3 separate regions of the Mus musculus genome follow, and regions 2 and 3 are each linked to region 1. The links are chromatin loops, found by intact Hi-C in ENCODE. Cell type or tissue: gastrocnemius. All regions are shown on one strand.

What was found. Peaks named below come from ENCODE experiments on the same cell type or tissue, not always from the same donor. Only the 100,000 strongest peaks of a DNase experiment are listed, where the experiment ranks them.
Region 2: a loop joins it to region 1, with 3 times the contacts of the local background. A loop is called at or near these places in 8 of 42 quality-filtered maps.
Region 3: a loop joins it to region 1, with 3 times the contacts of the local background. A loop is called at or near these places in 7 of 42 quality-filtered maps.

Annotation. Positions count from the first base shown.
Region 1 is chr11:22,613,571-22,621,570 of GRCm38, forward strand. Gm12052 (predicted gene 12052) reads left to right here. Exons shown (of 5, transcript NR_166746.1): 3 at 2,831-2,919; 4 at 3,787-4,260; 5 at 4,751-4,922. Among named protein-coding and RNA genes, the nearest start is that of Gm12052, 5.9 kb to the left of the region's middle. In gastrocnemius, a CTCF peak has its summit at 4,215 (motif pointing left); DNase peaks (open chromatin) are centred at 133, 4,192 and 7,940; H3K4me3 peaks cover 675 bases; H3K27ac peaks cover 1,366 bases.
Region 2 is chr11:22,311,478-22,319,477 of GRCm38, forward strand. No RefSeq gene overlaps it. Among named protein-coding and RNA genes, the nearest start is that of Ehbp1, 29 kb to the left of the region's middle. In gastrocnemius, a CTCF peak has its summit at 4,509 (motif pointing right); no DNase peak of the experiment used is centred here.
Region 3 is chr11:22,433,257-22,441,256 of GRCm38, forward strand. The region is part of intron 2 of Gm39609 (a long non-coding RNA gene); the gene reads right to left. Among named protein-coding and RNA genes, the nearest start is that of Gm39609, 6.1 kb to the right of the region's middle. In gastrocnemius, a CTCF peak has its summit at 4,515 (motif pointing left); DNase peaks (open chromatin) are centred at 4,504, 4,834, 5,605 and 7,515; H3K4me3 peaks cover 887 bases; H3K27ac peaks cover 4,679 bases.

The DNA.
Region 1 (8,000 bases):
AGGGAATGGGGTGGTAAGGACTTCCCTTGTCTGTAGGTGGCCAATGGTCAGTCTGTCCTGTGGAATTTGTCTACGTGCTCTGGGCCTCCCACACCCGGAGGTGGCTGATGGTTAGTCCCCACCACCACCTACCCCCTGGGGTCTGAGGAATGTAATTAGCCTCTCCCTTCCAGAGAGGAGGGGTGCCTCTGTGCTCTATGACCTTTCTCTTCTAGGAAGGGAGGGGTCTGGTGGAATTTTCCAAAGTTCCTGAGCTGACCTCTTCAGGGCCAGATGGCCAGAGTGAGAACTCCAGGTGTCCACAGTCAGAGGAAACATCTTGAGGCCTGGGTAATGCTGCACCAGGAGTCGTCCTGTCCTGCCACTCCAGCTCAGCCATTACAAACAGTATCAGTTCTACCCAGCAGGTCCCAGACCTCCTGGATGAAACATGGAGCAAAAGTCTGGTTTCAAGCTTGCAGTTTGAATACTCCTGAGAGGCAGTGTAATGGTGGATCAGGTCCACGCCAGAGAGTGGGTTCCGGAGTTCTGGAATGAGGGTCATGTGTGTCTTAGCTAACAAATGCCCCAGATGACTATGGGTTGTCCCTCTGCTTGGGGACACACTTTAACCAGCAGTGGATTTGGTTACCTCTGGGGTCTTTCACAGATTTCCTTGATGAGGACAAGTTCCTTGATCTAGTAGAGGGGAAGTGACCATTTTTTTTTTTTCAGTGAACCCTTACCTGTTTGTGTGGGATAAGAGAGGCAAGGTTGCCTACTCCCATTGGCCAGTCACAGGTATGCAAAGAAGACTTCAGCCTCAGGGAACCAAAACAACCAACACTGGACATGGGAACCCCAGTGAACTGTGCTATCTGCTTGTGTTTAATGTCTACTTACCTGGATCTTCACCACCTGGGCCCTGGCCTGTTCATCTCACCTCCCAACCAAACCAAACATGCTCCTTTGAGCTTGTACCCTCAAAATACTTGGTGTTCTCCCAAATCCCGTTTAGTCCAACAGCAAGAGTCCTGATAGGAACTCATGAAGGAGAGAGATAGACACCACAGAGCCCAGCTCCACTCTGGGAAATCACACTCCTTAACCTTGACTCTGAATCTCACTGGAACCCACTGTGTGGGGCTTTTATCTCCCAAAGGTGTCTTCTGCCTCCACTACCTTGTTAGCCACTTTAATAAATATTTTCTGCAAGGCAAATACAAGGGCAAAATCTCTTGCCTTTGTTCTAAGTGCCTGATACCTAACAAGTACCCATTAAATTAAAAGTAGAACTATAAGACATATATGAGACAATATATCCAGTCCAAAAGGTCTAAAAATTGACTTACTGCTTTATATAAACCACCAATATTCTACATTGCTGACTGGTAGAGGCCATTAATTATTCTGTAAACAACACACCACAATATTATTTTCCAGCAATATTAAATTATTCACAGATTGGTATTGGATGATTTCTAAAGGCACACCAAAGATGAAGCATAAGTAGTAACAATTCTTACTGCAGTTAGGAATTCTTACTGATTCCACTTTTTCCCTAATCTTCAAATTGAGTGAGAATCTTCTATTATATAGCAAATATAATGAGACTATTATTTGGTGATCAGGGGAGAAAATTTTTCCAGAAAGATAGACAATACCACAATAATTGTGCGCACAGTTGGTAGTCATTAAGGAAGTGTGACTTAAGAAAGAGTCCCTAGAGGGATTCGTATATCTCACCAAAGAGAGTGCTAATGAGGGACCTTGATACATAGAAGAACAGGAGTGCAGGAGAGATCTATTCTACACCCGCGTGACAGGCTTTTCTACTAGGGAGAAGTCATAGGGCCTCAGGCTTTGATGCTAATGGTGCTACTTAGAACCATTGGTCCTGAAGTGGATCAGCAGCAGCCCACACTAACAGGACTTGACCTCAGGATAGCACTGTGGAATGGCAACCTTCAGGTCCACAGTACCTGTCACTGGACCATCTGATGGACTCCAAGCAACGTTTTAGAAGCAAGGTGAATAAAAATAAAAGAAGATACAGTGCCGTCCCCTGTTCAGGTGAGAAGCCCAGGATCCTCCAGGAAAGGAAACATAATGGTGAACTCTTTAGTATTATAGAAAGAGAGAGGGTTAGTGGATAAAGGTGATGGATGACTCTCAAACATTTGGACAAAATGTGGAAACACTGCGACAGAAAGAACCAAGAAGCTGGATGACTGAGAGACCAAAACTCAGCAGCCACCCTCACTGGTGGCTGTGCGTGGACTCCCTATCAATAGCTCATCTCAATTATAGCAAGCAAAGAAAACAAAAGCTCATCTGAACCAGGCAGTGGTGGCCATGCCTTTAATCCCAGCACTCGGGAGGCAGAGGCAGGCAGGTTTCTGAGTTCGAGGCCAGCCTGGTCTACAAAGTGAGTTCCAGGACAGCTAGGGCTACACAGAGAAACCCTGTCTCGGGGGGGGGGGGGGGGGGGGGAAGAAGCTCATCTGCTCATCACGTATAATATGTATACACCAATCATTTCTACACGCGTGTGTCATGAGAATTGAATGAGAACATTCCAGGGCAGTAAATGCTATTCCTAGCCTGGTGCACATAAATAAATAAACAAATAAACAAACAAATAAATAAATAAATAAAGTCTTTCCTGAGGCGAAAGTAAACAGGTTTTTTTTTTTTTTTTTTTTTTTTGACCTGGTTAATTACAGATACTTGTCTATGTTCTGTTGTGAATGTCAGCATTCAGTAACTTACCTTAACAATATCGAGCCTGTTGTTGCTGATTGTTAGTATTTTGGCTCTATGAGTTGTTTTGTTGCTTTGTTTGTCTTAGAGAGCTATTTCATCAGGACCTGAGAAAGCTTAGCCCTCAGAAGTGCTTATAGTGAGACCACACAATGACATGCAACATCACTCAGACTCGTGAGTATTCTCCATCCCCCTTTGGTTAGGAGCTTCCACGGATGACATAAAAAGGAAATTTAGCATTGCAGATGATCCTGTGAAACAAGTATATCTGGCAGTGTGGCAATTGTTTGAGGTACTAGAAAGTGTTAGTTAGCCCCGCTTTACTCTGTTACAAACATCTCTTGTAAAGGTGAAGAAAATGAGCTGAAGAACAAAGTCAACATTCCATAGACTGAGGTAGTCAGGAAACATGGTCAGGGAAATGGGGGACTCAGTTAGATGCAACCCAGGACAGCTAAGACGGGGCCTGGCTCTGCATGTCTTTGATTTGACCATGTCACCACAAAGAAATTCCAAAGAGACAAGCCTCCTAGACCAAGCTGATGCAGATTTCAGGCATACAGTAAAGGGCCATCCACCAAGGGTCTCTCTCAGGGCTGTCTTTGCTGCAGCACCGAATGCCCTACAGAGCTAGTATGCTGCAGCTTCCCAAAGTCAGGGTGGACCGGAAGACCCTCCCGCCCCTTTCAGACACATATTCTGCCTGATACAAAACAACCACTCAGTCCACGATACCTGTGTTGTTTTCCAACTATCTTAAAGATTTTCAATCAGAAATTCTACAAGCAAGAAAAACACATGACATTCCCAACTACGGAAATGTATATCCATACCACCATACACAAGTGTTTATAGCTACTTTTTATTCATCGTGAATAATGAATCTGCTTTAAAGACAGGCTGTTGAGTTCGAGACCAGAATTTAGTTTCTCCTTGTCTGCAGCATTCCATGCTGGCATCAAGAGGGCCTCCTTTAATTAGGAAGGACACAAGTGGAAAAGAACGTAATTGGGCTGAGGTTTTAATGCCTGGCTTTGCCAGGCTCTCTTACTGCAGACCCGAGGCACTGGCCCAAGCATTCCACCAGGCTCCACCCAAACCCACCAGCTGGACGAGGAACCACGGGACGTTAGAATCAGAGTAACTTTGGCCAACAATCTGAGACACTTGGGAGAAAATTCATTCTAAATCTAACAGCTTCCTGCTCTCAGGAAGGCCTCTGGGCTTCCGGTGCCTCTGGTCCTCCTTCCCGGCTCTTCTGTGGAGGCTAGCTTCCTCCAAGCTGACCCCGAGGGAGCCGCCTTCTCGTAGGTGGAAAGCGAAGAGAAGAGAGCGGGTAAGCAGTGGAGACACATTGGCTGTACTCAGGACCTGTACCAGAGGTGGCAGGAGGACACCACCGAGCCCTGCTCCACCCATCGCAGCCTCGAGACCCTCTGCGCGGGGATGCTGACCCCTGCTGGCCACCTGAGAGATTGCAGCGTGGCCGACTCCCAAGGGGCGGCAAGTGTAAGGGTAAGGGTAAGGAGATGGGGATGGGAAAGGGGTTGCTGTGTAGTAAGCGTGGGTGGTAGAAGACTAGGGCCAGGATGTTGGGCACCATCAGAGGCCCCTCCACCACCCGGTGGCTGCCCAAGTGCTGTCCGCTCCTCTTGTTTCTAGGAAAAAGAGTGAGAGGAGCCGTAAGGGCTATGGAGCCCAAATCAGCATGCCTCTAGGACCTACCTGAGCCTCCAGAAGACCCCTCAACAGGAACCGTTGTCCGAACCAACCAACTCCAAACCTAAACCTCAGAGGCCTCCTCATGCAGACAGATTGCTGACCTATCTCTGGGGTAGTCAGCTGAAATACCCCAGAGATATTCACGGCCTAATCCCAGGAAGTTTCTTTAAATGGCAAAAGAAACCTAGAGTGTGTTACCCTCGATTATTTAGGTAGATTCTACATGTAATCAGGTATATCACCAAAGGGGAAGTGAGGTAAAGGAATATTTATTTCACTACAGAACAGAAGGCAAGCCATCTTGCAGGAGGACCTGAGGAGAGAAGGAGAGAGTCAGGAGAGAACAGATTCCCTCTACAGTGCCCAGAGTCTCCCCTGACTGATTTGGACCCAATGAAATTCCAAACTCTGGTGTCAAGAACTTTAAAAGAATAAATGTGTGCTGTTTTGAGGTATTGAGTTTGTAGCTTTTTTAAAAAAGCAGCAGCACTGAGGTAATGTGTTGCTTCCCACTCAGTAGTGAGTTCTTAGAATTAAGTGGCTAATGAACAAGACAAACCCCATTTCCATCCCCAGGGAGTTTTATCTGCCATCTCCTGAGCTTTAAAATATTGCTGGCAAATTCTTAGATAGGGTAGCAGAGAAGACAAGGAACACATCAAAAAGACTAGCCCGTAGACATGCAACAAACAAACAAACAACAGCAACGAAGAACAGATTTCACACCTGCTGGGCAGCTACAGTCAAAGTGACAGGGGCAAGCAGTTTCTTGTTTGTTTGTTGTTGTTTGTTTATTTTGCTTTTTTGATGACTTGGAGAAGCCCAGTCCGCACACACTGTTGGAGGGACTCTATGGCATACCCAACCTGGAAAGTAGCTTGGCAATTTCTTTTAAAACTGAGCATACATAACCGGATCACTCGGCACTGTGTTCCCAGGAGTAGCTGCCAGGGATTGAAGCCATTAGAAGGTTCATTCGATCTAAACTCCACTGCGGGTGCTCGCACAGCGCACTCCTCGATACCTGCCTGTACTGGCTAGTTTTGTGTCAACTTGACACACCTGGAGTTATCACCGAGAAAGGAGCTTCAGTTGAGGAAATGCCTCCATGAGATCCAACTGTAAGGCATTTTCTCAATTAGTGATCAAGGGGGAAAGGCCCCTTGTGGGTGGGACCATCTCTGGGCTGGTAGTCTTGGTTCTATAAGAGAGCAGGCTGAGCAAGCCAGGGGAAGCAAGCCAGTAAGTAACATCCCTCCATGGCCTCTGCATCATCTCCTGCTTTCTGACCTGCTTGAGTTCCAGTCCTGACTTCCTTGGTGATGAACAGCAGTATGGAAGTGTAAGCTGAATAAACCCTTTCCTCCCCAATTTGCTTCTTGGTCATGATGTTTGTGCAGGAATAGAAACCCTGACTAAGACACTGCCCAAATGTTTTAGATTCACGAATGAAAGACACACACACACACACACACACACAGCCTCATTTTTAATATGCCCTAAGCAGCCAGGAGCTGGGTCACTACCCAGATGCTTACATGGCTGTACACTTCGTCTCCTGCAGCTCTTAGGCATGACTTTCCTGCTTCCCCATGGTTCCCTTGCCGGGAAAATCTAAGGTTCCCCCCTCTGTCTCCCTGTCCAGCCACTGGCCACTGGCAACTTTATTTACCAATTACAGCCAACTGTGGGCAAGGACCCTCAGAGTCTTACAGACAGACGTACAGGTTCCCATGTGATTTGGGAAACTGAATTAACACAAATAGCATTAGATCCAGTCCACAACAAGGATTCAACTGAGATAACTAAATACATGTATGTAAAACCACCTACACGAATATACATGCTTTGTACATAATAGCTACAGCCCAGAACCCATGGTCAACAGTGCATGGAAATGCAATGTATGTGAGTAGATTATTATCCACAAACCAAAAGGAACAGATCTCATACAGAATGCATAGACCACACTGGCTGAAAGACGCTGTACACAGAGGACTGAGTGTCACTTGATTCCACTTATCATAACCTGTTAAGATGCAAACCTAGCCAGGCTTGGTGGCACACACCCGGTATCAGGAAGCAGAGGCAGGGGCATTGTGATTTCAAGGCCAGCCAGCTCTGTATGAAAATGGTGTTACAGAATAGGCAAATCCACAGAGACAGAAAGATGGCCCATTGCCTGAGACCAGAGATGAGCCTAGGATTGGGGACCAGCCACAAGGGACAGAGGGTCAGTCTGAGGTGATGACTTTTAAAACCAGATTGTGTGGTGATTACACAGGACACTTAGAGCAAATACATCTTACTGTCCAAAAATTATACTTCAATTTTAAAAAGTCAACTCATCCCGTGGTAAGCCTTAAATCATACTTTAAGAGAGGCTCTTCAAAAAAAATATTCCAAAGCATTAAGTAGGACAGGAAGCCAAACAAGATGGGTTTCAGGGCAATAGCCCAACTCTTTTTTAGATCAATGTAGCAGTGATTTCCCCCACCAGCAACCCACTGGTGTAATGCTATCTTCACTTTGTTATTTCATTCATTCATTCTGTTTTATCTTTTCTTTTTTTCGTTTGTTTGTTTGTTTGTTTGTTTGTTTCTCGAGACAGGGTTTCTCTGTATAGCCCTGGCTGTCCTGCAACTCACTTTGTAGACCAGGCTGTCCTTGAACTCAGAAATCCACCTGCCTCTGCCTCTATTTTATCTTTTTGTGATACTGGGAATCAGACCAGACCCTCCCACATTTCTTACTTTTTGTTTTGAGGCTCAGGCTGTGCTTGAGTTGACCATCTTCCTGTGTCAGGGATCACAGGCCTGGGCCACCAGACTTGGCTCTATGCTGTCCTTTATGATCCAGAGAGACAAAGGAACAGAACTGTACATTGTTCACGTCCTACCTTGGCAAGAGCCCCAGCTGGAAGCCAGTACATGCCTCTTAATGCTGTAGTTCGTGCAATACTATATCTAGCCTGGTTCTTGAGCCTTCTTCAAGGCAGGCCTGGGACCTCACCCCAATCTAAAATACCTGGGTGTATCCAACTGGAGCAGTTGAGACACCACCCTGCATTCTTCTGTCTCTAGCCTACCCAGCCTGAAGTTGCTTGTATTGTAATGTTAAGTGCAGACCACCACCACCCCCACCACCCCCACCTAGAATCTACATATAGCCCTAATGACCCCAAGTTAATTCTGATTGGTGAATAAAGATGCCAACAGCCAATAGCTTGACAGTAGAGAAGTAGGTGGGGTTTAGGTTTCACAGGCTTGGCAGTAAAGGACTATGAAGAATTTAGAGCTTATTGTAAATATAAAGGCTGAGAGTGCGACTTTTACTGGGGAACTAGTTGGTTTAAGGTGGGGTTGAAACCATGGGCTTAGATTTTAAATGATTTTCTACAACAACCCAGCTCTTGCCTAGCTGCAGTTGGCCTTCTAAGCTGCTCCCTGGAGTGTCTGGATGCTGCGCAGGAAGCTGCTGGCACAAGGTCAGAGCTTATGTCGCCCGCCTTGTGTCTCCAAAGCCCTTAAAGC
Region 2 (8,000 bases), 300 kb before region 1:
GTTTTGTGATGGATTATATGGTCAATTTTGGAGAAGGTACCTTGAGGTACTGAGAAGAAGGTATATTCTTTTGCTTTAGGATGACATGTTCTATAAATATCTGCTTGATCCATTTGGTTCATAACTTCTGTTAGTTTCACTGTGTCTCTGTTTACTTTCTGTTTCCATGATCTATCCATTGATGAGAGTGGGGTGTCGAAGTCTCCTATTATTATTGTGTGGGATGTGATGTGTGCTTTGAGCTTAATAAAGTTTCTTTTATGAATGTGGGTGCCCTTGCATTTGGAGCATAGATGTTCAGAATTCAGAGTTCATCTTAGTAGATTTTTCCTTTGACCAGGATGAAGTGTCCTTCCTTTCCTTTTTGACAATTTTTGGTTGAAAGTTGATTTTATCTAATATTGGAATGGCTACCCCAGCTTGTTTCTTAGGACCATTTGCTTGGAAAATTGTTTTCCAACATTTTACTCTGAGGTACTGTTTGTCTTTGTCACTGAAGTACATTTCCTATATGCAGCAAAATGCTGAGTCTTGTTTTTGTATCCAGTCTGTTAGTCTATGTCTTTTGGTGGGGAACTGAGTCTATTAATGTTAAGAGATATTAAGAAAAAGTGATTTCTACTTCCTGTTATTTTTGTTGTTAGAAGTGGAATTATGTTTTTTGTAGTTATCTTCTTTTGGATTTGTTGAAAGATTACTTTCTTGCTTTTTCTAGGGTGTAGTTTCCCTCCTGTGTTGATGATTTCCATCTATTATCCTTTGTAGGGCTGGATTTATAGAAAGACACTATGTTAATTTGGTTTTTTATGGAACATCTTGGTTTCTCCATCTATGTTATTTGAGAATTTTGCTGGGTATAGTAGCCTGGGCTGGCATTTGTGTTCTCTTAGGGTCTGTATGACATCTGCCCAGGATCTTCTAGCTTTCATTGTCTTTGGTGAAAAGTCTGGTGTAATTCTGATAGGGATGCCTTTATATGTTACTTGACCTTTTTGCCTTACTGCTTTTAATATTCTTTCTTTGTTTAGTGCATTTGATGTTTTGATTATTATGTGACAGGAGGAATTTCTTTTCTGGTCTGGTATTTGGAGTTCTGTAGGCATCTTGTATGTTCATGGACATCTTTCTTTAGGTTAGGGAAGTTTTCTTTTATAATTTTGTTGAAAATATTTACTGGCCCTTTAAGTTGGGAATCTTCCCTCTCTTCTATACCTATTATCCTTAGGTCTCTTCTTCTCATTGTGTCCTGGATTTCTTATATGTTTTGGGTTAGGAGCTTTTTGCTTTTTGCATTTTCATTGACTGTTGTGTCAGTGTTTTCTATGGTATCTTCTGCACTTGAGATTTTGTCTTCTATCTCTTCTATTCTGTTAGTGATGTTTGTATCTATGACTCCTGATCTCTCCTAGGTTTTCTAGCTCCAGGGTTGTCTCCCTTTGTGATTTCTTCCTTGTTTCTATTTCCATTTTTAGGTCTTGGATGGTTTTGTTCCTTTTCTTCACCTGTTTGATTGTGTTTTCCTGTAATTCTTTAAGGGATTTGTATGTTTTGTCTTTAAGGGCTTCTAGCTGTTTACCTGTGTTCGCCTGTATTTCTTTAAGGGAGTTATTTATGTCCTTCTTAAAGTCCTCTATCACCATCATGAAAAGTGATTTTAGATCCAAATCTTTTCTGGTATGATGGTGTATCCAGGACTTGCTATGGTGGAAAAATTGGGTCCTTATGATGCCAAGTAACCATGGTTTCTGTTACTTAGATTATCTCTAGTGCTACCTGTTCTTGCTATATCTGACTGAAGCCTGTCCTTACTGTGATGCTGGTTGTGTCAGAACTCTTCAGAGTTCAGCTGTCTTTGTGATCCTGTGATTCTGTGATCCTGTGATCCTGAGATCCTGGGTGTGTCAGTGCTCCTGGGAGTCAAGCTGCCTCTGGGACCCTGAGATCTTGGTGTGACCAAGCTCCTGTGATTCTGTGGTCCTGGGCATGTTAGAGCACCTGGGAGTGGCGCTTCCTCTGGGTGTTGTGGGACTGGTTGCAGAGTTTGTGCCCAAGGTCTGACTCAGATGGAAAAGAACCCATGCTCAACTTGTGTGTTTCTTATAGTAGTAGACAGCTGACTAGCATACAGTCTAAGACAAAACTAAGAGATATGTGTCTTAGTCAGGGTTTCTATTCCTGCACAAACATCATGACCAAGAAGCAAGTTGGGGAGGAAAGGGTTTATTCAGCTTTCACTTCCACATTGCTGTTCATCACCAAAGGAAGTCAGGACTGGAACTCAAGCAGGTCAGGAAGCAGGAGCTGATGCAGAAGCCATGGAGGGATGTTCTTTACTGGCTTGTTTCCCCTGGCTTGCTCAGCCTGCTCTCTTATAGAACCAAGACTACCAGCCCAGAGATGGCACCACCCACAAAGGGACTTCCTCCCTTGATCACTAATTGAGAAAATGCCTTACAGCTGGATCTCGTGGAGGCATTTCCTCAACTGAAGCTCCTTTCTCTGTGATAACTCCAGCCTGTGTCAAGTTGACACAGATCTAGCCAGTACAATATGATAACCAAGGGTCATCAAAAAGAGAAATGAATAGGGGAAGGCTTTTAAAGTCTTGATTTTTGTATGATCTTCTGTTTTGAAAGTGTGCTAGAACCAATCATCTCTCCCATCCCCTTGCTTCCTTCAAGCCGTTCCATGCATCCTACCCCTCCCCCCTCTCTTTCAAATTCAAGGCCTCTTTTTCTCTGTTTACATAATCCTAAATACCTAAATACAACCTGCTCGGTCTATAGTGTTATCTATATGTATACGACCTCAAGGCTGTCAACTTGGAATTGGATAGCCAGTTGAGGGGGCTCTTCCTTAGGGGAGACCGTTTGGGGAAAATTTTTTTTTCCACTTTTTAAAAATTTTTACTTCATGTAAATATTTATCAACTGTCTCAAAGTTCTAAAGACTCAAGTTATCTGTGACAAAGCACAGGAGAGGAGGAGCTTCAGGTAACTGGGTTACTGTTGCAAGCCAAATGTTATCTCAGGAATGTATGACTTCACTCATTGAAGGAAGAGAGACATACATATGACTCTCAGGAGACATATAACATGATAAATGTGACACACACTCACACAGTGTATTTCAAGTCTGCGCAATACTAGCAGATTTATATTTGAACCAATGTAATTCTAGGACTCTAGGTGGAATTATTATAAAAGAAGGTTCTTTCTTAGAGACCATTCTTTTGCCAAGGACTCTGATGCAGCAAGTCCACCTGATAACAGAGATTAATAGGAAAACACAAATGTTCAGGCAGAGAAAGACATGCTTGAGTTGTTTCATCTGAACATTGGTGGGGGAGATCTAACAACCAACTTCCAACTCTAATTTTGTAATTTTAAAAAGCAGCTGTGTTTAATAAATAGTTACATAAAAGGACAATTTAAAAAGAGGTTTTGAATGTTTCTCCCAGGGCTCGAGGATGGCTCGGTGGTTAAGAGCACTGATTGCTCTCACAGAGGTCCTCAGTTCAATTCCCAGCAACCATATGGTGGCTCACAACCATCTGTAATGGAATTGGATACCCTCTTCTAGTGTGTCTGAAGACAGTAACAGTGTACTCATATACACAAAATAAATAAGTCTTTAAAGCAAAAGTTTTTCCCAGGGATGGAGAAATGGCTCAGTGGTTAAGAACACTCCCTGCTACTCCAGAGGACCTAAGTTCAATTCCCAGCACCCACATGACAGCTCACAACTGTCCTTACAAACATGTAGGCAAAACTTCAATACATATAAAATAAAAATAGACGAAAAAATGTGAGAAAACAAAACAAAATATTTCTCCCAAATGGTCTTCCCTGGGGAAGGGCCCCCTCAACTGGCTATCGAATTCTAAGTTGTTGGCCCTGAGATCATATACATATAGATAACATTATAGGCTGAGCAGGTTGTATTTAGGTATTTAGGATTGTATAAACAGAGAAAAGGAGGCCTTGAATCTGAAAGAGAGCAAGGGGGATGCATGGAAAAGCTGGAAGGAAGGAACGAAGGGAACAGAAGAGATGACCAATTCTAGCACACTTTCAAAACAGAAGATTATACAAAAAGCAAGACTTAAAAAGCCTTCCTCTGTTTGTTTCTCTTTTTGATAACCTCTGGTTTTTGTTGCTTAATAAAGTTTATTTTTCCATGGTTTGGGATATTTTTAATGACTCTTGTCAGGCTTTAATTTCTGATTGATTAAAAATTGAAAGTTTTTAGTCAGAATTTCCAAGATGAGTAAAACGGCTGAACAGGGGCTTTTAGGAAAATGGAAGATACTGTTGTTACAACATGTGCTCATTCCCAATTCATATATAGCTAAACAGTCTTGAGATAACTGAATTTTCTGGAAGCAGGCCAAAATATATTCTTCTTTTTCTTTGTAAATCTTTTCTTGTGTATGAAAAGCCTGCATGAACTTGTATGTGCTGTGTGTGTGTGGTGGTGGTGGTGGTGGGGTGCTTGTAGAGGCCAGAAGAGGGCATCAGATCCCCTGAACTGAAGTTACAGGTGAATGCCTGCTGCCTGGTAAGGTTGCTGGAAACCAAGCCAGTTTTTGGCAAGAATGGTAAGCACTTGTTCATAACCACTGAGCCATCTCTCCAGCCCCCAAATACAATATCCTAACACTAAAATGTAAAGAACTAGGTTTTTCTAGGCTCAGAACCTTAAGGTATAGGTTCTGCGTGTTTCTTGGATCCTAACTTTGCATCCTGTAAACAGCACTTATGTTTATCACCATTCCACTGGTTCCTCTGTAAAATTAAACTGTCCTGTCTCCATCTTATGCTTAAAAGCCATCTAATAGTAAAGACAAATTAGGTTCACTCCTGTTTATGATTAAACATCTACTTCTCAAGGATTGGGCTGTGTACCACCTATACCCTTAACCACAAACAGTTCTGTTCCAGAAAACAGCAGCCACGCCATTGTCTCATAGGTTACAGTGACCACCTATAACCACCTGTTATGACTACCTTGTTAGCAGGGAGAAGCCTAGTTCCTCACAAATTGCAAAGCCAGTACGCTCTTATTGAACTGTCTATCACTAGACCTTTGAAAATATAAAACAGAAAATAATCACATGTACAGCATTCTTTTCATTTGAATTTGTGTCATGTACAAAGGCACTAATGTATCCAGTTTGTATTTCAAATTGGCTGAAATCAGCCAGAAAATTCCAAATACCAATGGTTTCTAATTGGGTTCCTTTTTAGGAGAACGTAGGATCTGTCCTTTGAAATCAATTTTCAGTGGAACTCAAATTTCTTTTTCAGACTATCCCAGGTTCATAACTTGAACAAATAACATAACACAATATAACATAACATAACATAACATAACATAACATAACATAAACAAATCTTAATGTTTGGCTTAGACACTTGCTGAAAGAATATTTGAGCAACCCCAAAGTTTAAAACATTGATTATGGTGGTTGGTATATGCCTTGTAAACTCAGCCCCCAATAGAACTGTGGGGAAGAGAGATTGTGAGTTCAAAATTAACCTGAATTGTGTGTATACATAAAGCCTGAATTTAAAAAAAAATTATTTATAATGAAAATCCTATTAAATCACACAACCCTGACTATTACAGTTTTATATATGGCTTTATAGTTGGATATCATTTGTCTCACTACCTTATAATTATTTAGGATTAATTCAAAATTCTATTCTTAAAAATACAAACCAAGTATAATGTCACATGTCTATAATCCTAACATTCTAGAACCTAAAGCAAGGAGATTGAAATTTTATGCTACCCTGGTGAATTTAGCAAGATCCTGTTTACAAAAATGCAGAAGGGGCTGGAGGTTTATCCCTAGGCTCAGACATCAGGCCTAAAGGTACAAATAAGTCAATAACAACTCACACACTCTCTCTTCTCTCCCCAGATGGGCTTTTCTGCTACTCCAAAAGGCCCCATTCACAAAAAACTAAACTAACATTGAGTGTTGTAACTGGACAACTTTCAGAATTTTTTACATGCCTAAAAGATGTCCATCTGCTTCTGGGCAAGATATCACCCAAACTTGAAATATTATATACAGCCCACTGTGGTCAGAAGGCAGATTTATCACAGTCTTACTTAAGTCAGAAACCTTTCAAAATATCCATGAAAACTATGTAAAACAAAAAGTACAGAAGGTTACAAATCTTCAATTGTTGCTCACTTCCCAAAGCTCCAACACCTACTGCTTGTTTAGTAATAACTATAAATGTTTTCTGTGTATACTTTATCATTCATTCATTAAGAATTAAAAACTCAGTTTAAATATATGAATAGGTAAATATATAACAAAATGTTTTATTAGGAAGTCCTTCGGTTTTGGTAATACATAACGGGATCCTAAAACAACCAGGTTTGGGCTTATTAGCAAAAGGGATTTGTAAAGATTATCTCAATAATATAGGTTTTCTTCTTCAGGAAGATATAGCCAAATAGATGCTAAATCTTTCCCTTTTCTTTTTTATTCCCTTGAAAGTCAGTGTCTTTCCCTCTGAGGTCACGTGTACACTCATTCTTACAGCTCACTGAGGAGGCCTTGAGATCTCTATGCTTCTTGGCTGTCTCTGACTTGAGTTTAATTTCATTTCAAATTCCTTTTAAATTCTCTAATACTGCAGTGACTTGATGACTATTAAAATGATGGGTTTCCAGTGATTCAGATACAAATATCCTCTGGGACTGCTGGGTTATGAGTTATGTACGTGGTTAGTTAAAGTGACCTCAGTACTCACACCAGCGCCCTCCATGAGTCAGAGCCAGAGCAGTCATTCTGAACCCACACTGGGCCCTGTATCATTATTTTTTTTTAATGTGGAATAATAAAATTTCTAGTTTGTGGAAATTATTTTTAAATGGTCATATATCGATTGTCCACTTTCAGAAGTGATTTGTTTCTTATGCTTTTGCTGTGAAAATGGCTGGTCTCTCAGTTTGTCGCTGTGATAAAATACTCTTGCAAAAGCATCCCAAGAGGGAACAAGAAGTTGTTTCAGTTCACTGTTAAAGGTCCAACACTGAGAGGGAAATCACAAGCAGGAGCCTGAGGCAGTCACATTAGGTCTGTGCTCAGACACAGGGAGTAATGTAATGTATATATAGTAGCGCTTAGCTCATTCCTTTCACATTTTTAAATTGTCTACAATGTGGCCTAAGAAATACTTCCACCTATAGTGGTCAGCACTTGTCATTTCAATTAACATAATCCAGACAATCTCTCACAGACATTCCCAGATGGTACCAGGTAATTCTGACTTCGGATCAAGCTGACAATTTAGCCATTGCAATCTGCATTTGGGAGGAAACTCACTGGATGGGAGGAAAGACTCAGTGAAATATAGAGTGAAGCAATGTGTGTGATATAAAAGGTATTTGAAAAGGCATGTATCCTTTATTTCTGCCTCTTCTGAGGACAGCATATTATTGATTATCTTAATTTACTGGTACATGCTTTTAGTCCCAGAGCTGTGAGGAAGAGGTAGGAGGATCTTTGAATTCAAGAAATTCAAGGCCAACCTGGTCTACAGAGGAAGTTCAAGTCCAGGAGCTACATAACAAGACTCTATCTCCATGAATAAATAAATAAACCAGTGTAAGAGAGAAGATAGTGTTAGTCTTTTGTGCTATCTGGTATGTCTAATTTATAAATCCAATAGCAAATTACCTTCTTCACTAATTTGTTTTCAAGCTAAAAATCAGAGCCTGAAAGAGAACATTTCTTTAAAAACCCACTATTCTCCACTTCTCTTGAAATTAAGTTCCAAAGAAAAAGAATCTATTAAGTCCCAGTCTTCTTTGCAAGGTGGGTGCCTCTAAGATTTCATAACCCATAACATCATCTATCCTATCAGCTCATTTCTCAGGGCATCATCTACCTATCAGCTCATGTGGAGACTTTGGCAGTAACTGAGTCTCTGGCTGGCTGTCCTTCCTTGAGCCTATTTAGCTATATGCTGCAT
Region 3 (8,000 bases), 180 kb before region 1:
CTTGAGCCTTATTTATAATTTCTAAAAGACCTTTAGGAAACTCAATGGGCCAGGTCATAAAACAATTCTGGGGAACACAGGACTCTATAGTCAGGCCACGTGGCAATGCTGCAGTGAGTCTGGCGTGAAGTCAGCTACAGTGCTCAGACTACAGGGACACTCTTCACCTTCCAGCTTGTCTCCAGCTCTCAGGTGTAAACTTAGAGGAAAGTCCGGTAATGTGAAATGAGTGTCCTCGATGATCATGAAGCAAGAACTTCACCAGAAAATTATCATGTAGCAGATCTGACCTACGCATGCTCAGGCAAGCATCCATATTTAAGGTTGATGAGAAGGTTAAACAGCACTGAAACCTGGCTTGAAGGCCAATATGTCTATTGTGGAGGTTCATTCACCTGTCTGACTCCAACTGCCTTCTATATCCCCTGATAGCTCTCCTCAAATTTCTGTTTATCATCACCATGGGAACTGTCTTTGCATCTCTCTTCTGTGTTGGATCATGTATCAAGGTATAGGCTCCATAATTTGCAAAGTAAAAATGCAGGGTCCCTTTCCTTAAATTTTAAGCATTTTAAGACAGTGTCATAAAGCACTAAACAAAGTATAGGACCTTCCTATGTGTGGGATCCTATGTGATGACATAAGTTGTTTTGAACTTGGGTCAGAGAGTTTCTTCCCGGTGGCAAAATCTCAGATGTAAATGCTTTTACTTCTACTGCTCAAATTTTGTTACAAGGTCAAGCTTGAGTGAAGTGCCCTTTCCTATGGCCTTGCCTCCTAAAACGTACCTCAAAAGGACCCCTTTGGAAGACACAATGAACCTCCTAATTAGTGGCAGATAATAACTTGTTGTATTCAAGTACACCCCTATGATAGGTCTCAAAGCAGGAACAAATTGGCTGAGGTGCCTATTACACGTATCAAAGTGGACCTGGCTCCCAGGTTGTCCCTCAGTCCCTACATGTTACAGGGTATGGCTGACATACCCTGCCCCCTACTCTTAACTTCAGCCCAGGGACTAAGCCGTCATTTCCCAAGCTGCCTTTCCCTTATAATTCAAGCATTTTGGTTACCTGGCCAGAAGAGGCCAGAAGAGGCCAGGTAACCAACCTTTACCCTCTTGGCCAGTCTCTTGGCCCAGGCTACCTCTCTTTGTTGATCCTCTCTCCTCTGCTCCCCATGCTGTGGCACAGCTCTGTCTGGACATGTTCACTCTGGACTCTCCCTCATTTTTATCTACAATAAACCTTCTCCTCCATCATACCTATGAGCAGTCATGTTCTTCCTTTTTTGTTTCTTTTTCATTCACCTGTGTTCACCTTAGTATCACATTAGTCCTTCGCCAAGCTCATTTGGCATTTACACTTCTCCGCAGCTAAGAGAGATTAGTAGGGATGCTGACAGAACACATACTCCCACTTGCTGTACTTACAACTTTACTATTTGGTGGAAAAGACAAGAAAAGGAGAGCTCTTATAATGTGGGGCACATGGGTTCACAAAGAAGGTATCTCTAAATGAAATAGGACCAGTTAATAATGACAATAATTTCAAGGATTGGGTAGCTTTAAATTAGACATTTAGAAGCTTTTTTGAAGAAGAAAAAAAAAAGCATTAACTCCTTACTTGGTCCACAAGGCTAACAACACAGAGTTGTCACTGGCCTTAACCTATATTCACCTTGGATTCTAGAAAGAGCAAAATTCCACAGGACAAACTCACCTCTCCTACCGTGAGGATATTTACCTACAGGGTGAGACTGCTATCTGGGCACAGGAGTCATCTTGTAGCAAGCACCATGCTCCCTTGAGGATGACTGGTGAAGAGACTTAACAATTCATGGACCACCTTCAGTGGTGGGCAGGATGGGGTGGTATCTCGACTAGGACTGCTTGATTATGTTCACCTCTCTCCCTTTACTTAAATCGAGTGGATGTCAGCATCCCAAAGATGGACTAGGCTCACTGGACCCCTTTATCTCTTCTTCCCAGTGTGGACACAGTGAATACATCTTTTCACAGCTCCTTGACTAGAAAGTGGGGACAGGTAGCTAGGCATGCCTGTTAGGATGGCTAGAGGTGAGAAAAGCTCTTGTACTGTGGTGGTTTGAATATGTCTAGACTATGGGAAGTGCCACTATTAGGAGGTGTGGCCTTGTTGGAGTAGGTGTAGCCTTGTTGAAGGAAGTATATCACTGTGGGGGTGAGCTTTGAGGTCCTGTGCTCAGACCCCACCCAGTATGTGGAAGAGAATCTCCTACTGCTGCCTTTGGATCAAGATGTAGAACTCTTGGATCCTCCAGCACTGTGTCTGGCTAGATGGTGCCAAAGTCAGCCCCAACTTTAGCAATCAATCAGGTGAAAAGAGGCCTCTGAGCAAAAGCCACTAGTAGCTATCTGGAGAATGGAAGGGAAGGATGGGATGGATGGATGTTCCCACATCGCTGCCTCTGCCCTAGCTTTCCACTGCTATTTTGTAAGGAAGAAGTGTTTGATGATTGGCTTATCAGAGGCAGGAAAATCTGAAAGCTATGGCAACATACCACTACATATAGTACAGAATTTAACTGTATGAGAGTTCTTGAACTCTGAACAAAGAGAGAAATCCTTCCTGTCCTTTATGACTCCAAGTAACTAGGGTCTTAACAGAGAAATCATGTGTATGTGACCCTGTGACATGCAGAATTCTCTTAAGGAACCCCATAAGATGATGTGTTCCTGATTTGCTCATATAAGAGGTTCTCATAAATGTCTTATTCCATACCTGAACTACTAGTTTCCTTTCTAGTTGTTTGTATCAGGACCTCCAAAACCTGTGACATCACATAAGCGAGACATGCAGACCTGTTGCCAAGGCAACAGCCACCATATTCCCAGAATCCACTTGGCTCACTTCCCACCTTTACCTGTGTTACATTATCACCTATACATAAAGAAAGCCCCCCCCCCAATCTCTCTTTCTCTCTTTCCCCCTTCTCTGCCACCACCTTGCTCCTCTCTCTACCAATAAACCTCACATGGAACTGTGTGGCCTGGTGTGGTCCTTCTGAAGCCCCGAGACATTCAAGATCACAACACTAGTCGCTGTGATAAAATACCCTGAAAAGGCCACTGAGTGAGGAAGGGTTCATCTTAGTTCACAGTTCCATGTTATATGGTGATTGCTACAGGGAAGTCACGGCAGTGAGAACTTAAAATAGTTGATTATGTCATATCCACAACCAAGAGCAGAGAGAAATGGATGCATATATATACTCTCTGCTTATCTTCTCCTTGTTTGTACAACCCAAAGCCTAGAGACAGGAAAGAGTGTCACCCACACACCATTTAGGCTGGGCCTTCACACATCAATCCCCCAATCTGATGGATAGATAGTCCCTCATTAAGACCCCCTTCCCAGGTGATTCTCCATTGCATCCAATTAGTATTTAACCATCACAGGGACACCATATACCTTTGGAGGTGGCTCTCTAAGGCATGAGAGGAGCTATCTGCCATTGGTAATACTCTAAGAAAGACTCTGACCCAAATTTTCCTCTAGCATTGATCCCTGTTTCAGCCACCAAATTAAGTCTCTAACCAAATGAGTCTGAAGACAGCAGGGGCCAAACAAAAGCAATGTTATATAGACTTTCTGAAGAAACTGAGAAGCAAACCTAGAAGTGCTTCGTTTTTACATTTTTCTAAAACCTTTTTTTTTTTTTAATCACTGTTTTTGAAATGTCTAATTTGAAATGTGTGAGTGTGAACATTTGGGGGCTTGAAGTTTTGCCTATAACGGATGTTCCCACTTTCTTTTCTCTCTCTCTCTCCTCTCTCTCTCTCTCTCTCTCTCTCTTTTCTCTGTTGTTGTTGTTTCCTCTTTAGCTGCTGACTTTTTAAAGTTGGTTTTTTTTTTCATTTTTCTTTATTGCACATGCTCACATGCATGACTTTCAATATCAGCTACCTTTCCTTGATCAATCTTCCATTGCTTCTGGAGCTAGGATCTCTCATTGAACCTGTAGCTCTCCCATTTGCCCAGCCAGGCTGGCCAATGAGCTTCAGAAATCCACCTATCTCTACCCAAACCCCAAGGCTGGGGTCACAGGCACTCAGCAGCACACTGGATTAATCTGTTTCTCAAGAATAATTTGGATTCAGCTGTCTATCATGATACATTCAGTACTGTTAACAAATGTGTTTTCATAGGTGGATAATGAACAAAGAAACAATTTAGGGTTTCTTTCTGGGTCTTTGCTAAGAATAAAGTGATTAAGAGTTTAAATCCCAGCTGACACAGGCAGTTCTATATTCAGTCAACACGAATTTGTTCTTTGTTTGATGAGGGAAACTACAGGAAAAGCTTGGAGTACTCTGTTCTTGCCGTTCCTTGTGGTGTTTACACAGCCCCAGAGCCAGAGGCAGCAGGAGTGAGTCAGACAGCAGTCGCCTATCACGTGCTGAGCATTACAGGACAGTCTGACTGGGGACAAGGCTGCTGGAACTCCACCACCTGCTGGACAGACCAGAGGGAACAGCAAAGAAACGACCCAAAACTGCCAGTTGACAGCAACTGGTCCTCTGAGGAAAGGATTTTCACTTCAACCAGGACATTTTTCTCCTTCTTGCGTGAGAAGTATTCCACCACACGTAATCTAGGGGAAGCGGAGAATGGGGCGGTCTTCAGCTACCAACAGCAGCAGAAAACCTCCCATATTTTTCAAGCATGACAGAGGAAAGGTTAGAATGGACTTTAACCAGTAGGTCCCTGGTGCCTGCCAATGCTCTGCAAATATAACCCACACACACTGCCAATATTAATTCAGCAACAGTTTTTTTGAGTAGCTGATCCCTGTGGCAGCTGTGAACTGGGGCAGCCGCCAAGAGTACTGGAATTACCTGAGAGACATCCCAGAAGCCCAGGGAACAGTGCAAGGGTGGAGGTGGGCAAGCCCATTATTTAAAGGCTTAGCAGCTAAATTGGAAGATCTGTGACCCCCCATCCTTAGATTTAAAGGGACAACACAGACTAGCTAGGGATTCTGCTATTTAAAGGTATAAAAAGCCCCAAAACAGATATCCCAGGCTACTCATGGGAACATAACAATGTCATCTTTTAAATATTTTTCTTTCTGCCTGGGATGTGTGGGGCATACAAAGTGGAATCATAAAAATTAAAAAGTTACTCTAATCCCTTAGAATTCATAGCTTTCCCTTATTTTACCCTCCTGTGCCTGGAAATGGGTCTTTAACCTTCTTTACGAATGAAGGCACTGGCTCTTGGGGCTGCTCAAGGCTATCCAGTTAATAAGTGACAGAAATCACAGATCTAGGTCTGACCCTAAGCCAGTAACCTTTCTTGGTGCTTCACTTCCTTCACAGAGATGAGGTGAGTGTCCCTCCCACACTCTCAGCAAAGAGGCCCTGTCTAGATACAGAAATTACCTGCTGTGCCTGTAAGTGACTGCCTTCACTGCTTTTCTACCACAAGACATTGCTCACACTGTCCTCCTTATGCAATGGCTTGCTGTGACTGTGGAGTAGTTTTATTGTTTTGTTTTGATTTTGATTTTTTTTTTTTTCTGTTTGGGATCACACTGGCCAGCTGGCTCATGTTCAGACCAAGCCATCCAACTGTGCTTGACTGAGAGGCTGTAGTCCCCACTCAACAAACACTCTGAGGTTACTGTAGTCACTTAAGCCAAGGTTATCCAGTCAGTCTGTGGGTATTTAATAAGCACCACTACCTTCCTCTGGGCCAGCCTCTTCTCTCCTCCACCATATGTGTGGGGTTTCTCCAAACATGATTCAGATCTAGTCACTCCTCGCCTTAACAGCGCCCCTGCATCTTCGCAGTGAAGATAAGACTTGTCACTCAGGTCTGCCCATGTGGCTCTGGACTAGAAGTAAACTGAGATCCTGAATCAGAGCTCGTTTGTTTTGATAGAGCTTCGAGAGTAAAAACTTCTGCCTGCCTTGTCTGTGCAAATCACGAGAGCCTAGGTCTCCTCCTCGCCCCAAGACAGGGAAGTGTAGGCCTACAGGGCCCTGACACCGCCAGCGTTCATGTGTTAAAGTTGGCTGTGAATTTCCTGGTGGCCAAGGGAAAAAGGAAAACAGACACATTATCTGCATTTTTGTTAACAGAAAAAATAAAACTTACAAAGCCTCTTACTTATGAGACAGTCTTAATATTTTTATGTTACTATTTTATATTCTTCACATCCTTAATTGTAAAATTACTACATATTTTTGCTACCAAAATCAAATAGCATAAATATCTACAGAACAAAATGTATACATTTCTCTTATCTAAATCTACTTCCCCTTCTCCAGGAGACAAAAATCCCTTGTCTTAGTCAGGGTTTCTATTCCTGCACAAACATCATGACCAAGAAGCAAGTTGGGGAGGATAGGGTTTATTCGGCTTACACTTCCATACTGCTGTTCATCACCAAAGGAAGTCAGGACTGGAACTCAAGCAGGTCAGAAAGCAGGAGATGATGCAGAGGCCATGGAGGGATGTTCTTTACTGGCTTGCTTCCCCTGGCTTGCTCAGCCTGCTCTCTTATAGAACCAAGGCTACCAGCCCAGAGATGGTCCCACCCACAAGGGGCCTTTCCCCCTTAATCACTAATTGAGAAAATGCCTGACAGTTGTATCTCATGGAGGCATTTCCTCAACTGAAGGTCCTTTCTCTGTGATAACTCCAGCTGTGTCAAGTTGACACAAAACTAGCCAGTACATCCCTATACAAATTATTTCTAGATTTTTGTTGTTTTCCAATTAGAACTATCACACAGCTGAGATAGAGTCCGGCTTTACCTGTTTGGTTACTAAAACCAACCCATGTTCTTCTGTGACCTCCATATTCACCTCACATGGTACCAAGGAAGACTTTATCAATATAAACACAATCTCTAGATTTCATTTTAATGTCTTTTTGGTATTTTGTTTCTCTCTTAAAGCTGTTCCTGCTTTTGAATCTTATAGTGAGCAAGCTGTGAAGACATTTTGAAGTGGAAAATTAAGGGTTCTTTGGAAAGTTGAAAAGTTAGTTTGCATGGTGTTTTGCTGGGGCAAACAACAGAAGTATTTTCCTGAAGTGGACACAGGTGAAAGGCTAAGGCAGACTTGTGGAGGAATGTTTAGCTGAAGCAGACACAGGGGAAAGAATGTTCTGCTAATGTGAAAGGACATGTGATAAAGGATTCTTCAATAACAACACACATGTATTGGTCTGCCTTACATTGCATAGTTGAGCTGTATTCATCAGGACTCCATAGAGAGAAATGCACCAAAAAACTTCTGGTGGTGTGTGGCAGTTTTGCTGCTTCTACGGACTAGGGCTGATTGGCAGAGTGATAGACACAAGTGCTGAGGAGAGACATGTGGAGGACATGTGATGTTGGGGGAGGGTATAAATAGGACTCTCAGGCAGTAATGAGGGCTGAGCAAGGCTTGCTCATAGAGCTAGCTGTGCAGCGATTGTGGGCCCTCATGTCTTTGCTGAGAGAGGCACAGCCAAGAACTTCTGGCATTCCTCCCAGTTCTTCCTGCTGATGTGTACCAAGGCTGAGGCCTGGCTATCTCTGCTTGATCATGTCACCACTGCTGCTAATCCAACTCTACTGAACTGCTGATTTCCAGACAAAACAGACAGTCATTGCTCCCCAAAACCATTTCTTAGAAGGTCCATTTCTCCATATTCTTTCTTCCCCACTACCTTTGGTAGGTGGTAGACTAAAAGGGAGGTTAAAATATTTAAGAACCATCATTAAAAATAGGTTTTGAAAAAAATTAAAGTTACAACACATTGATTTTTAGACTGGGAACTACAAGAACACATGGCTTATACATTTAAGAGTGATGAGTTAATTTCCAAAGAGTATGTGGATTCACCATCTCATCACTGGGGTCTGGACATTTTCCCACTCCCTTGCCAACCCTAGATTTTAGCAACCTTTTTCACTGTCTGGTACAAACCTTAAATTAATGTCTCCTAACTAGCTTGGCATGC